2 separate regions of the Mus musculus genome follow, and region 1 is linked to region 2. The links are chromatin contacts, found by POLR2A ChIA-PET in ENCODE. All regions are on one chromosome and are shown on one strand. The core of a region is the stretch at or near the end of the contact, and the rest is flanking DNA. Distances in the headings are between cores, read along the strand shown. Region 1 overlaps Gm36914 (a long non-coding RNA gene). Region 2 holds the start of Pten (phosphatase and tensin homolog).

The links. ChIA-PET counts read pairs that join two places held with the same protein, here RNA polymerase II (POLR2A).
Region 1: POLR2A ChIA-PET joins it to region 2 with 11 read pairs in Patski. The contact joins the enhancer-like site here to the promoter of Pten in region 2. POLR2A ChIA-PET finds 5 or more read pairs at or near these places in 2 of 5 experiments (Patski and embryonic stem cell).

What each region holds. Positions count from the first base shown.
Region 1 is chr19:32,973,175-32,978,144 of GRCm38, reverse strand. Gm36914 (a long non-coding RNA gene) reads right to left here. Exons shown (of 4, transcript XR_877816.2): 3 at 2,697-2,800; 4 at 2,522-2,591. It overlaps Gm36860 (a long non-coding RNA gene), which reads left to right. Exons shown (of 3, transcript XR_877814.3): 2 at 2,757-4,970. Among named protein-coding and RNA genes, the nearest start is that of Gm36860, 4.7 kb to the left of the region's middle. Within about 2 kb of position 3,171, at least 1 of the 3 ENCODE cell types and tissues checked has a DNase peak (open chromatin) inside an H3K27ac peak, as active enhancers do.
Region 2 is chr19:32,754,309-32,759,179 of GRCm38, reverse strand. Pten (phosphatase and tensin homolog) reads right to left here and starts at 1,603. Exons shown (of 9, transcript NM_008960.2): 1 at 657-1,603. The coding sequence starts at 735. It also overlaps the pseudogene Gm36566.

The DNA.
Region 1 (4,970 bases), core at 1,922-4,421, 220 kb before region 2:
ATGTTGGAGCCCTACGAAGGACTGCTTTATAAATTGAGAAGATTACACATCACGCAGAGTTCTCCCTCAGGACTATACCTATATATATATAGCAAGTAAGTGACGCCTGCCAGCCAACAGGAGTGTTAGTGATACTGACAATAAGGTGGTCATGGTGGCAATGGTGGTCATGATAACAGCAATGGTGACAGAGGTGGGAGTGGTAGTTAGGAGTGGTGACGTCAGAAGTAGAATGACCATTGTTAGTGTTTCAAAGAAACACTCCCCCCCAGGTTTATGTGTTTGAAGGCTTGGTTTCCAGGTGATGCCACCATTTTGAATGGCTTTAGAAACTTTAACAATTTAACTAAAACCTAGGTGGAAGAATTACCCCCTGGGATGTTGGGCCTATTTTTTCCTATTCCTTTCGTCCCACTGATTCTGTTTCCTGTCCACCATGAGAAAGCTCTTTTACCATGTGTTCCTACACTGAGATGTTCTTATCAAACATACAGAGGTAAGCCACTCTGGAATTGAGAGATGAGATAAATCCTTCCACAACTGAGTGATTTGGTCACAATGATGAAAGGTTGATATAATCATAACGACTGTGGTGATACGGATATTAGTGGTGGCTATAACAATGATGGTGGGATGGTGCAGTGGTTTTAATGGTGGAGGTGGTGGTGTACTCTCTCAGCCATGATATGATCCATGCCTTCTGAGTGGGTCCTGCCAAAAATATTCTCCTCGTGACAGAACCCCACTCACATGTCCAACCTGAATTTTAAAAAGATCTTGAATATTCTCTGTCCTCTGACACAAAACTGATGGCTTCAAATCCTGAGCCTCTCTGATTCCTTCACAAATATCCAACCTAGTCCTTATGTTTTTATATTCATGTCTCTATCTCTCCTATTGGATTCTTAACTCCTAGAAAGTGGAAAGTTTGCATCCTATCTTTGCATCCCTGGTACCTAGTGCAACATCAAGGCAGACACTAAACTACATGGTCAAAGAAACAGTGAATGATAAACAGTGCAAGAGACAATAAGCTTATGGAAGGGGCAATAAGTGTAAGACCGTTTGTTTATTTTTTAAAATTAGCACTATAAAAGTCCTTATATACAAAATGGGGGTGATAGGAGAGAAAGAATAGGGATGTGTGGTTTTGACACATCCACAAAATAACAGAATAGTGAGCCTAAGCCCACAGCCTGCACAAAGAATCTCTAGGACAAACAGAACAAGGACTACATTTCTTGTTCGTGATTATAAAAAACCAAGTACTAATTCAAGTTGAGAACTACCAGTGAGTTTTGAAAAATTGAAAGATATTCAATGGTAGTTGATCTAAGATTTTTTTTTCATTGTTTCAATGTACTACAACAAACAATGAAAGTCACTAATTCATGGGCGTAAGACTGAGATGTGAGCACACACACAGTTTCATTCTATGGTAGCTTATGTTATAATGGAAAGACTGAGGTCAGCAATGTTTCACAAAAATGTTCTCAGGGCACCTGCGCGTAGAAAAGCGTCTCCTTATTTCACTTTCAATGTATCACAGCAGAACGATTCTTCAAAAGAGTAAATATAAGCTATTGAAAAGAATGAACTATTCGCTGGGCATGCAGCATGATGGAAAAGTGCTTCCCTAAGAAGCTTGGAACCCCAGGCTCAGGCCTCAGTTCAGAAAGAAGAGGAAGGAATTAAAAGAGGGAAAGATGTAGAGAGGACAAAATTGGGCAACAATACACAGATCAAGGCCCCAAATTTACATAATTATTAGTCAAGAAAAAATATCAAAAAATATCAAGTCACTCTAGTTGTAAGAAATCCCACCATTGATGTCTGTACATATGGAATAGTCACTGTTTACAGGAATGCAATGCTCCACAAGCTATGTCTTGATATTATTTAATACAAAAAGTTAACTATTCTAAGAACAGGACAGTATAAAAATAGGACAAGATGATAATTTTAAAAATTTTTTTAAGAACCGAGCCTACTTGGTCGGTATGTTTTTCCATACCTGCTCCTCAATAAAATACCATTTTTCTCTTCCTCTACCGTGGTACACTTTCTTAGATTATACCACATATTGTTCCCTCTTCTCTATGCCAGAATCATTTCATAGCCCAGAAGTGAGTTTCTGCAGTATGCCAACTTCTGTCCTGCAAGGTGGGCTAGATCATCTCTTTCCCTCATTAGATCTTAAGCTTCTTTGCACTTCCCTTAATGACCCTCACAATACCTATGAAAAGCTTTGAGCAGGGTAGTCCTTAGTAATTGCTTGCCACATGGGGGTGAGGGGGGAATGAAGTAATGAATGAACAAATGAACCAGCTTTTACCCAGTGCCCCTGGAAACAGATTATTTGATATCAAAGATTAATGCTTCCCTTAGATTCAAGCTGCTGGAATCACTTAATTTCTTTGTATTTGGTCCACATGTGAAATTCCAACCAACATCAAATGAAAGTTTGATTAAACAGATCAGAAACAGCATGTGGGATAGCTGTCAATCCCCCTGAGGCAAGATGTGAGTCTGGAAACCAGAAGACCAGGACACTGCAGAGCCGAGGGCATTCAAAGGAGCCTAGGTTTTGCCTGTGCAAAAAAAAAAAAAAAAAAAAAAAAAAAAACCTAACCCAAAGTGTCCATCAACCCCCCCAAAACAAACAGCTAAGCTCAGAGCCCCATCAGTATTTGCACCTTGTCTTCCGGTTGTGACTGTCTTTGTATCCTGAGTTCCACTTCTCTGTTCATTCCTAGGCTGACTCCCCATCTTAAGGGACATGGCAACGGAGAACTCGGTGCTTTCGGGAAAAAGAAAAAAAAATTATAAGCTGAGAAGGCAAAGCTGACAGAGGAGTTTCCACTTTTGAGCTTCTTCTGGCTTCTCAGAAGCCCGTGTTGCCCTTGAAGCTAGTTTCCTAGAGTAGGGGAGGTTCCTGGGAGTCTGCAAGCCACCGCAGTTATCTGGTTAGCGATCAGAAGGTTCTTGGTGCTGCCCCAGCTGGGATTCCTTCCAAACCATGTCTGCACCACCTGTAACTCTTCACTCCACTAGCTTGCCAGAGACCATCCCAAGCCTGGGGGAATGTGGGGCGCTGCCATTCCACAAAGAACCACCAGCCAACCTTGGCTGAAGAAGGACAACCGTGTACATTGCAAAGGAGTTGGAGCTTCCAGCTAAGGGCACCTAGCCAGGCCTGGTATGCAAATCTGGGATTTGTGCCCAGGGAACCTGCCCCAACTTGCCCAGGAGAGAGCAAGGCCAGAAGAGGATGGGAAAGGTTCTCATTCTCCACCTCCCCCAAGCCCCAGCCAGCCCCAGCCAGCCCCAGCCAGCCCCAGCCAGCCCCAGCCAGCCCCAGCCAGCTCCAGCCAGCTTCACCCAGTTTCAGAAGCCTTTGAAGTTCTGGGCCAGGAGGTATGGCCAGTATAGATCTGGGGATGTTTGTTTGTTGTGAGTTGTTCTATTTTTCGGTATCTTGATCTCTAGAAGACACAAGCTTTGGAAATAGAAGTCTAGTTCAATCTTGGCCTTGTACTGGCTTTATAAGCCAAAGAAAGGTTCTCTGAACCTTTGTGTTATCTGAAATTTTTAATAACCCTAACCTAGAGAATCAAACCCTCAGCGCTGTTGAAATTTTAGTCTAGTTATTAGTTTAGGGGTAATTGGGTCCCTGCCCACTAGACACCAGAACTCTCACCCTCCCACTTATGACAGCTAAAACCAATTTCAGACACTGACAAACTATTCTCCAAGGGAAGAGACTAAATTACACCCAGCTGAGAACCAGTTACCTAACTCAATCTGTAGGTTTGTGTTGCGCACATTTTATTGTAAATCCGGAGTCCGGTTCTTATGAGCAAATGCAAGAACACTTGAGGATTCGTAATTGGTACTGCAAACTCTTCTCCCCACATTTCCCCTCTCCCCCACTGCTTCAGCACTCATCCAAATCCACAGATAGCCACTTCCAGGAGCCCTGAGCCTCTCTGGCATCAAAGTGCAGTGAGTCTGAGCACAAAGCAAGGTGCAAGTTTATCCCTCAGAAGTAGACATGAGAGACAGTAACAAGCCAGCTTCCTAGCTCTTCGATAAGCCCGAGGTGTGTTCTACTCCTTTCAGGAGTATCCAGTGAGACCACAGTGGGAACTGGCTTCCCAGTCTCACCTTCTGCTCCCCAACTTATTCCCTAGGCTTGCTTCCCAAATGCTTTCACAACATCCTCTGCCATTCATGGTTTTTAAAATAATAAACTAAGACATAAAAACTGTACCTCTTATTTCTATCAGTATTTTATTTCTCATTCACCAGGTTTCTTATTAGTTCTTAGCTGGATTGTAGGGTTTCGAAACTGTAATGTTTTGTTTTTGTCTTTTAAATTCTTATGATAAGTCAGAATAACTGATCTGCTAAAATGAGGGTCTTAACAGAGGCAGATAAGAGTCTGAAATTCTTATTTCTCAGTTTGACTTAGACCTCATCTATCCCTTTCACCCTCACCCAAAACACACACACACAAACTCACACTCATACAAAGTTGTCAGTTGTTGATTTACAGGAATAAGGATAACATGACAGCCTCTTTGAAGCATTGTTTCAAAGGAAAAACCAAAGTTTTTGTTAACAAAAAAGCATCATTTTTCTGAATCCCTAAAATGAGTTGGGCATTGAAGGTATATTCAAAATGATGCCATGGACCCTTACTGCAAGCTCTCCACTCTCTGGAGATTAATGAGCAAGCCCAAGATTACAGAAGTGTAGCAGATGCAGAAAAGGTCTACCTTCATTCACAGAGATCAGAGATACCACGTGGAGGAGGTCAGGCTCCAGCAGCCTGAATTTAGGACCTGCTGGCATCAACAGGGAAGAGACCTCAGAAACAGCTCCCAGATTCAGATAAATAGAAACATAGGCACCACGTAGCACACTGTCTTGGGAACTCACAGGTAATGCCCAGGTTGAATATGTGT
Region 2 (4,871 bases), core at 354-2,853:
TTAAACTACAAAACTTCCAAATGCAGGCTCCAAATTTGTAATTACGTCGGTTTAAACACACAAAACTACTTCTACCCTCAAATGTGCACCGTCCATGCTGACGATGACTATGCTTATAAAGTTATGCAAATCAGTCCACAAGTCACATTTCAGAAAAATCTTCCAATGCAACCCAGGAAACTAAAAACAATCACTGCAAGATTCTGAGGCAACATGCCTACGTGCAGCACGGACTTTCATTTTAATCTCATCTACACCCTAGATCTAGGGCCCAAGTCACGATCTAATCGAAATATGCACAACCCAAAGCGTCTATTTTTTTTTTTTTTTTTAGTTCATTTAGAAGGCTGGATTGACGAGCTCGCTAATCCAGTGTACAGTACTCTGTATTACCGGACAATAGATTTTAAGAAGAGACCACAGAGCTCGACAAGAAAACAATCCGTGCCTTGACACTTGCAAGGAGGCATGAGTTCCGTCTAGCCGAACACTCCCTAGGTTGAATACACTGGAAGAGACACAATATGCACGATCTAGAAATGCGCCCAGAATTAAACGTTATAGTCACCCCAACTACAGAAATTTTTCGCATCCGTCTACTCCCACGTTATCAGAGTGACAGAAAAGCAAAGAGGAACAGCCGCAGAAATGGATACAGGTCAAGTCTAAGTCGAATCCATCCTCTTGATATCTCCTTTTGTTTCTGCTAACGATCTCTTTGATGATGGCTGTCATGTCTGGGAGCCTGTGGCTGAAGAAAAAGGAGGAGAGAGATGGCAGAAGCTGCTGGTGGCGAGGCTTCTTCTGCAGGATGGAAATGGCTCTGGACTTGGCGGTCGCTGATGCCCCTCGCTCTGCTGCCGCTTGGCCCTGGACCGCAGCCGGGTAATGGCTGCTGCGGCGGCTGCTGGATGGTTGCAGAGACTGGGCCTGCTTCTCCTCAGCAGCCAGAGGCCTGGCAGCCGAGGCAGCGGAATGGGGAGAAGACGGATAATCCTCGCAGCGGCTGCCTCCTCCGGCGGCCTCCGGAGCCCGGGCCAGGGGGGGTGCGGCGGCGGCGGACGGGAGGCTTAACACCGGCCCGGGTCCCTGGACGTGCCGCCGCCGCCGCCGCCGTGTTGGAGGCAGGAGAAGGGGAGAGAGCAACTCTCCGGCGTTCCCAGCCCTGGCAATGGTGACAGGCGACTCCGACCCCCTCCCCGGAGCCGCGGCCGCCGCCGCCGCTTCTCCCCCCCGCTCCAGGAGCGGGAGGTGCAGCCGCCGAGCCTGCGCCGGCTCCCGCTCGAGCCCACGGCTTCTTCCACCGTCTCTCTCCGAAGCTGCTCAGAAGCTGCCCGGTTAGAACAGACGACGAGGAGGCGAGGCCCGCCGCCGCTGCCGCCGCCGCCGCCCGGCCGGCTCCCCGAGGGCGCTGCCCCCGCGGCTGCTCACAGGCGCTGAGAGGGGCTCTGGGCCGTGGCCGCCGCCGTCTCTCATCTCCCTCGCCTGCGCCGGGCCTGGCCTCACAGCGGCTCAACTCTCAAACTTCCATCATGGCTGCAGCTTCCGAGAGGAGAGAGCTGAGCGCAGCCGCGTCCCGACGCCCAAGCGCGTATCCTGCCGCAGTGCACAAAGAGTCCCGCCACATCACCGTGCGCCGGCCAGCCCGCCCCCTCCGCCGCCCCGCCGGGAGAGCAGGGCGCCTCGGAAAGCCGGAGGGGAGGCGGGAGGCGGGCGGGAGGCGGGCGCTGAGCCGGGGACGGGGCGGGGCGGGGCGGGGCGTCGGAAGGGACAGGGGCGGGGAACGCCGCGGAGCATGCCCAGTGTGTCCGCGGCTCGCTCCCGGAGCTACGCCGGCTTTGGCCTCAGCGCAGAGAGACCCGGCAAAGGTACAACAGGCTGGGGCCGAGTGAGGGTGCGCTGAGCACAATCGCTGACCGCTCACAGGTGGATCGCACTAGCTGACCGCCTTGGTCGGTGCTCCGGGAGCCTCAGGGGCAGGATTATCCTTCCTGCGTCTGTCCCTGCGTTTCTTCGGAACGGCTTTCATTCCCTGCCCTGCGCTGTGGTCAGATTGCAGTGCTTCGCTAGGATTTGTCGGCGACAGTCTTTACCTAGATAACACACCTCTCCCCCTCACGGTGTCCTCAAGGTGTCAGTCTTTGCACAAAGAACAACCCCTATTGTGTCTCCCGCGTGGGTCACCTCATCGGGCTCCGGTTCCCTGCCCCGCCTCTTGCTTCCCAGGCAGCTGGGTTCATTTGCCCGAAAGATGAACGCTCCCAGCCAAGCATGATGATTGTGCATACGGGGCGTGTACATTCACATCTCCCCTGAGTTTCCAGGGCCCAAAGGACACCCCTGGTTGGACAAAGTGGGTCTCCGTGAATAGAGTGCACCTCACACACACCCCTCCACCGCCCGGTGATGAGACCCGCAGCTCCCCGCAGCGGTGGGTCTACCGGATCACAGCCAAGCTCAGTCTTCAAAGAGCTAAGCCCCCACCCCCAATCCCCACTTCGTGGCCGCTATGAAAACCCGGCAGAATTGGATCGCGATGGCCAGGTTCTGACCCTGTCGGACCTTGCATGTTCGAGGACCCGGTTACTGAGCCCGGGTGTGGAGTATGGGACGTTCGGAAGCTGCAGCCAGCGAGTGGGCGGGGCGAGCAGGCCTGGGAGGGCTCAAAGGCGAGGTGGAAGGATACATGAGCCGCGGTCGGAACTACTTTCAGGAGGAGGTCACGTGTGGTCCTAGTTGGGGAACTTTCCAAATTCCCATTCCCCTATCTGTGTGCTCCTGGGGCAGGAGCTTGGTCCCCTCTGCTCTATTAGGTGATCGCCCCCGCCTCCTTCTCCCGTGTGGTCTGCTGGACCCCTCTCTTGCCGGATCGGAGCAGAGAATAGCATCCACGAGCCGTCCGCAGGAGCGCTGTCGGGGCCGAGCGCCTGGGGAGCTGGTTACACAAGCAGCCACATCCAAGCACGTGCCCCCGCCACCCCTCTCTGCTGGCCGCCGCCGGTTTGTGCACGCTGACGCGGAGAGTCCCCAAGCTGTTCCTCCCTTTCGCTTGTAACCCATAGAGCTAGCCAGAAGGCCGGGACACGAGACTCCTGTTCTGGATCTGCCCACACCGCGCGTTCCCAACCGTGGGAGAAGAGGCCGGGCCCTAGGGGGAGGCGCGGGGCGGGGGTGGGGGGGATTGACGCATCTCCTTCGCTTAATGAGGTGAACCCTTTCTAGATCTGTACTCGCGGGGCAAAAGGGTATCTCCTGTTGCTGCTGGCTGGTTAGGCTTACCGATGTTGCAACAAACTTCCAGTCACTGCCCCTGAACTGGTGAGCGCGCCCCACCTACCGTAGACTCAGCCAAGTGACTTATCTGAGCACCTAGTCAATGGCTGTCAGCCCAGAACAAACCTGTCAAGTAAAAGCTTACTGCCGGGATTGGCTGACCTGTCGCGGTTGAGAGAGCTGGTTCAGAAATGCTGATAACTAGCGTACAGCCCCTCCTCCCCCACCAACCAGCCACAAAGCAAGCGATCACCTTGAGCTTGGAGGGAAAAAAAAAATGACATCAACTCCAATGTAGGTAGAGTTTTCTTCCTTATTGTTCTTTTCCCAGGGGACTTAATTCTCAGGATGCCAATCTGAGCCCTAAAGTATCTCTGAGTTGAGACCTAAGCTGAAACACTGGATCATTTTAGAAATCCGGAGGATAGTAGTCAGTTATGGATTTGCAATAATTGCGAGTAGGTGTCTAGGAAAGGCTAGCTGGGGGTTTAGAGTACAGGAGAAGGAAAATTTCATAGGTCCACACAGCATAGTTGCAGGCAGCCTCTGAAGTCTAGAAACCTCAAGAGGCTCGGCTCAGAGAGCTATGGGCCATTACCGAACTGCAGGACTGCTAATTAAACCGGGGATATTTACAGTTCTATTAGAGCTCTCTGAAGCTACTCAAACATTGCATTTAGATACATCCTTTAAAGATCTCTCCGCCAGAGATAGCAGCCCAAGCTAAGCCAGCGTTGATGTTTATTACAGGCTGTTTTGGGGCAAGGTTCTGGTCAGTAGAGGGAGGGCAGGGATGACCAATGAGAGCAATCTGAGAACAATAGCCGAGAGGCCTCTATTTGGTTTCTAACGATGTAAATAAATTCGGTTCACACAGCCTAATCTAAGATGGAGATCTAGTTTACACAGAATCCCCAATGTCAAAGTGTTAGCTGAGATGCACAGCAAAAACCTAAGTGGTGCTCAGCAGAGTGTCTACTACTGCTGTGGGGAAAAATAAGGATGAAGTTACATCAAGAGAAGTGGGTTGAAAAGGGGAAATGGCCCACATTCGTTCCTGTCCCCAGAGTCCCTGTTACTAGCATCACCCTCTTTTGCCTCTTCCCTGGAGGCATCTTGCGTGACATTACTCGGAGCGTCTAAGAAGCTCGGAAATCTTCCTCTAAAGAAAAAGAAAGACATTCATCCCTAAGCTTCCTGATGCCTGGCTGGAGGAAAAAAAAGGACCCGTTTCTGTTTCCAGAGCATCACTCCATAGAGCACAAGGAGGCGCATCCCAGCGCTGACCCCAGCCCACAAGCACCACCAAGTGAGGCAAGAAAGCCGAAAGCCAGCTAGCTGCTTCGCTCGGCTGCTCTGCAGGGCTGAAGGAACAGACACGCGGTGTTGGCAGGTGTGTGGGCCCCTCTGACATCAGCTGGCCACGCTGACAGCATCAGGCCTTGTTGGGAGTTTCTAAATACACCCCTACTTCCTTTCGCAGCAAATATGTTTCTGTGCAGCCTTTTAAAATTTTTTGGAGTTTTTCACATCTTTATTCCACTCAAAGGATGTGAGTAGGGCAAAAGGGAAAAAGTCCATATAGCAATTTTATATAT